Regions from separate parts of the Homo sapiens genome. Here region 1 is linked to region 2. Evidence: chromatin loops called from intact Hi-C (ENCODE). Cell type or tissue: left ventricle myocardium inferior. All regions are shown on one strand. Each heading gives the region's core, and the rest is flanking DNA. Links, peaks and the distances in the headings are about the cores only.

Region 1 (2,819 bases), core at 117-2,616, 89 kb after region 2:
CTGTTCCTTTTGGAAGTAGGCCTGTTGACACAGGTGAGACATGCCTTGTTTGTCCTCAGTTCAAAGTAAATTGGTCAATGAGGGGATCAAGTTTGCCACATTGGCTGCATTATCATCATATTCCAACTAAGGACAAGGGCCAGCCAGGATAACTTATTTGAAGTGTACGTAGGCTTTGTTATACCTCTACAGGGAATAACCTTAAATTTCCTATAAAATAAAAAATTCAGCTCCTCAATGAAATGATGTGGCTCTAACTAGGGATAAAAAGAGGTGCAACTATTCAAATGTGATAACAAACACAGGTGATGACGTGAATGCTAGTGATTTGCTTTTGATAATCCTGTGAGGCAGGCAATGTGGGATGAAGCCATTTCTGAGATGAGTTTAAAGAGTGAAGGCCATAGGGCTAGAAAAAGGCAAAGCAAGAGCTTGTCCCAGATCTTTTGAGGGCAGTCCTTTATAATTTCTATGACATTATACTCTCTCCCTCTTTCACACCTTATAATATATTTAACTTACGTATATCATTTTATTTTTAGTTACTTTTTTTTCTTGAATGGGACCAATGCAGCAATTTTTACTTTGTGTCTCATTTTATTCCTAACTTACACAGAATCTACTGGCAGCCAATCACATTTAAAATAAATACAAGGAGTGCCAGTTGCATCTTCAAAGTAGCAGATACCAACATGGAATGAAATATGCAAGAGATTTTATTGAGTGAAACACCTGTGAAGAATAAGAACTGGAAGGAGGAGGAGTAGGTAGAGAGCAGGAGTGGACAGGTCTGAAAGAAGTGAAAGGAGAGATGGAGGGAAAGACTGAGTAGGAAGAGCCTCAGATCATGCACAGTTCTGAGAAATGTTCTGCCAGGTCAAGGGGTAGTCCCTGAGCTCTTTCAAGCTAGGGTTGGCAAACTATTTGGCCCATGGGACAAATCTGGCCTGCTACCTGATTTTGTAATTAAAGTTTTATTGAGATGCAGTCATATCTATTCATATACATATTGCCTATGACTGATTTCATGCTTAACTGGCAGAGTTAAAGTGTTGCAACAGAGAACATGTGGATGGAAAAATATAAATATTAATTATCTGGATCTTTATAGAAAAGTTTCCACCCTTTGCTTTAGAGTAATCTCATGTTAGACAGAAATGGCCCACTGTAGTACCCCCAGCATATTCAGTTATGGGCTGAGAATAGCCCTAGGAGAATGTGGTTATGGGGCAAATGATGCCTCCTGGTGGACTGAAAAATGTGGCAGTTGGAGCCTCTTAATAAGCTATGTTCCTCACAGCAGGTTCTCCTAAAGGGAGATTTGAGTGAGACACACAGATAGTGTGTGGCTCTTTATTGAAAAAGTTTGCTAACCCTGCTCTAGATAGGAGTTAGTATTTATTCCACAAGGGACATGGTCATTTGTTATAAGTGAGCAAATTAATTGTCTGTTTTATAAAGCAATTTCCTATAATACTGCCTAGCAAGAATTATTTTCCTCGGACTCGACTTTGTCAGTTCTGCCTTAGATAAAGGTATGTTGTTGAGGGAGGCACAGGGTGGTGCTGGAAAGAACACTGAATGGCTGGAAGACCTGGGACCTTGTCCAGTACAGGCTGCTAAATATCTCCGTGGTCGCCATGTGTTACATCACCTCTCTGGACTTCAAGAGCCCTGTTTGTCAAACACGGGGTTTAGACTAGAGGACTGTTAATTCCTTTTAACCGCAACAAGAGTATCATACAGGACAGTACTAATCAACGGGTGGGCCTGAGCCAGCAGCTGGGGATTTGGTGGACTAAGTAGGAGAAAAATGACCCAGCGTAGATCAGAGATCTTCTCTAGCTGGTGTGCAAAAAACTGCGACAAGGAGAGACTTGTTCCAGTAACCCAAACTGTTCCCTTTTAATTACAGCATAAACATGAGTCTATTTATGTGGATGTTCAATGATACAATGACATGGCCTATCAAGTGGAAGCAACCAATAAAGCAGACAATGATGGTGCAGGCCAAGGAGCCTGTATGGTGCTCACAGGAGGGCCATTGTGCTGGGACATATAGAAGCAGCTTTTCTTCCTGCTTACAAGATCTACTCTGTCTTGTTGGAGGGGAAAATGAGGTGAACATTAGCTTATTACCTCTGTGTGTTATGTGTGTGTGTGTGTGTGTGTGTGTGTGTGTGTGTGTTTGTGTGTGTCTGTGTGGGTGAGTGGGAAGGGAGGAGTTAAACACCTAGACAGCTCCGGAAACATCCCTGTCTCTATGAAACCTGGACACTGAAGGTTTTATATGTGAGTAACATAGATTTTGTTTGTTTGAACTTCTAGTATAGCTCTGCGGTAACAAGATTAGTGTCAAAATCCTAGATATCCCCAGGAGGGAGGGGAAGGGTTCCTGGGAAAGGACAAGAGTCCTTCCAGTAATATTCCATGTACTTGCTGAACCTAGAAAACAAAACTACAGGATGCATATTTATGTAAGAATTTCAGATAAATAAAGAATAATTTTTTTAGTATAAGTATGTCCCATGCAATATTTGTGTTTTATTTGGTAACCCTATTGAATGAGAGCAATTTCCTCAAAAAGTTAATGAATAGAGTAGATTTTGGTGGAACATAAGAGTTACAAGAATCAGTGGACTCTAGAACAGGGGCACCAGGTCATTAAAATAATTGTTTTTAATTTTTGTGGTTATTGTATGGTCCTTTAAATACCTGTCTTTGCCATATTTTTCATCTTCCAGCAGCCAAATAGGGGATATATATTTTTTAAAAGTAAGAAATAAAGCTTTAACCTTACCCTTAGAATTATCAGTGTT
Region 2 (2,819 bases), core at 101-2,600:
CTAAAACATTGATCAGGAAAAAGACGATGAGAAAGGAAAGGATGGAAAAATTCATTGAAAACAGCCTCCCCTGCAGACCAGAGGGAGTTTTTGAGAAAAAGTAGATTACTGCCTAGAGAAATACCGAAGCCCATTACTTTGGGCAAAGGTTTTGAGAACAGAAAATGTGTCCTTGCAAAGGTGAGAGGACTGAGTTCTACCCAGTAAAGGCTACGTCTCTGCCTGTGTGTGAACAATTTCCATACACATATCCACAAGGAGATGTAAAGAGACCTATTATAGTTTATGTTCCAATTATAGTGTTCAAATATTGAAACAAACAGGCAACATGATTGGATAAACAAAAGGTGTAAGAAAAAGAAAGCAGTCACAAAAGGAATGGGAGCTTGATTTTGTGTAATATCATGTATTCTTCCTGTAATTCACTTCAGAGAGGCAGTGACTTAATTTCCACAAAACAGCGGCCTGAATAGATTCAAGGCAGATGCTTCAGAAAGCTTTTATTTAGTGTTTTCTAAAAAAAAAGTTACATTTTTCTATGTCTCTGAGGTTGACAGTCCAGGGGGTGATTGAGCAGACTGAAGGTGCCTCACTTGAGGTGGACAGTGGGCCCCTGCCAGAGAGGCCAGGTGGGACACTTGTGTCAGTGGCGAGAGGGACTGTGACTGTGGTTTGGCTGAGCTGAGAGGTAGGAGGCCAAATCTTCATTGTCCACTCTTGGGCAGGTCATCTAACTTTTCTGTTTCTCAATTTTCTTGTGTACAAAAAGCACTAAAAACACTAACCTACCTGAATATTGTTATGAAAATAAAATGGAATAACAGATGGGAAAGTGCCTTGAAAAATTATAACAGATTGTTTTTATACATTGAAAATGGTCCGTTAATGTGAAAAGTTTTAAATATCAGCCACTTTATTGGGAGGATGGGCCTTCGCTGTGGCCGTGTGCACTCCTCTGTGGGAGATACAAACGTTTCCTCAGCACTGGCATTTGCCCCCAGAAAGCTTGCAGACTAGTTGAGGGAAACAAGTGCCTATATTTGCATAGCATTTTATATACCTGAAAATTGAACTGACAATACATATTCAAGGAGAGCATATCACAAGCTCTGAAGTTAGATGGCCTTGTTTGAATCCTAGTTTACAGATGAGAAAATTGAGGCTTATGGGTTGTTAAATAGTTCACTTCATGATAACGGTTAGGCTTTGTGTCCCCACCTAAACCTCATCTTGAATTATAATCCCCACGTGTCAAGGGAGAGACCAGGTGGAGGTAATTGGATCATGGGTGTGGTTTCCCCATGCTGTTCTCGTGATAGTGAGTGACTTCTCACGAAATCTGTTGGTTTTATAACTGTTTGGTAATTCCTCCTGCGTTCATTCTCCTTCCTGCAGCCTAGTGAAGAAGGTGCCTTGCTTCCCCTTTGCCTTCCACCGTGACTGTAAGTTTCCTGAGGCCTCCCTAGCCATGCGGAACTGTGAGTCAATTAAACCTCTTTCCTTTATAAATTACCTAGTCTTGGGTAGTTCTTTTAAGCAGTATGAAAACAGACTAGTCCACCTCAGTTTACTGTCTGTAGACTAGGATATGAAGAGTACCACAGGGGGTTGTTGTACAGATTAACTGGAACATCATACACAAAACTAGTGGTTGACCCATACCCTCAATGTGGTAACTATTATCGCTATATGTATGGATGCATATCTCCTAAATTTATTTGACCCCAGAAGATTTTTTGTTCTTTTTGTTTGTTTGTTTTGGTGAGGGGAAATCATAGAAGATGATTTTTCCCTGAAGCAGCCTTTGGGAATGAGTATATGGCTATAGGCAAGAGGTTCACTAGAAGATGGAGTTGGCACTTGGGACTGGGGTTATTAGGAATGTCTTCATAGGGGTGAGGGGTAAGGGGACTTGAACAGGTACCTAGCAAAGTGCAGGATTTGGCCAGACACTGTAATGGCAGAAGCCAGGGTCGGGGATATGAGGAGGAGAACATGCCAATGTGGGAAATAAAGCTGGAAAGACAGGATCTGATTTCCTCGACAGGGCACTTGAATTTTATTTTTTATTTAGTTTTTTTTTTTGAGACAGGGTCCCACACTGTGGCCCAGGCTGGAGTTCAGTGGTGCAGGCTGGAGTTCAGTGGCGCAATCCCAGGCTCAAGCAATCCTCCCACCTCAGCCTCTTGAGTAGCCAGGACTACCGGCACACATGGCTATGCCTGGCTAGTTTTTTAAATTTTTCACAGAAATGCTTTGTTGCCCAGGCTGGTCTTGAGCTCCTGGCCTCAAGCAGTCCTCCTCTCTCAGCCTCCCAAAGTGTTGGGATTATAGGCATGAGCCACCATGCCTGGCCTGGCACTTGGATTCTATCTCATGTGTAGAGGGAAGCCATTAGTGGAATTTTTCGAAAGAATACTCTGGTATTTTTATCCATAGTGAATTGACATTAAAATATGCTAAAAGTGTGTAGAGGGTGGAACACTGGCTGGGAATTTATCAAATGTGATTCAAGGCTCAGGGTGGATTGATGAGATGGTGATATAAACCAGGAGAGAGAAAGGGACAGGGGAGGAAGAAGCAAAATGAATTGGTGGCTGAATACGGGATTTGAGGGGAGGGGCAACGACTCAGGTTTTGCATTGTGGTGACTTGAGGATCACGTCCCTTAACATTGCTTTATTCTTTCAGTGATTTATTTACAAAATACTTTGAGTGCTTACAAGGGCAGGGCACTGTATAGGTGCTGAGATTGCTAAAAACAAAAATGCTGTTAAACTAGACTCATAAATTAAAGTAACAATGAGGAAAACTTTGAG

The links. A loop is a pair of places that touch in the nucleus more often than their neighbours do. Peaks named below come from ENCODE experiments on the same cell type or tissue, not always from the same donor. Only the 100,000 strongest peaks of a DNase experiment are listed, where the experiment ranks them.
Region 1: it touches region 2 in a loop (2.3-fold over the local background); 43 of 110 quality-filtered maps call a loop at or near these places.

Annotation. Positions count from the first base shown.
Region 1 is chr12:58,442,510-58,445,328 of GRCh38, forward strand. It overlaps LOC105369788 (a long non-coding RNA gene), which reads left to right and starts at 2,048. Exons shown (of 4, transcript XR_945006.2): 1 at 2,048-2,120. In left ventricle myocardium inferior, for the core only: a CTCF peak has its summit at 1,266 (motif pointing left); no DNase peak of the experiment used is centred there; H3K27ac peaks cover 529 bases.
Region 2 is chr12:58,353,783-58,356,601 of GRCh38, forward strand. No RefSeq gene overlaps it. Among named protein-coding and RNA genes, the nearest start is that of LINC02403, 270 kb to the left of the region's middle. In left ventricle myocardium inferior, for the core only: no CTCF peak of the experiment used is centred there; no DNase peak of the experiment used is centred there; H3K27me3 peaks cover 289 bases.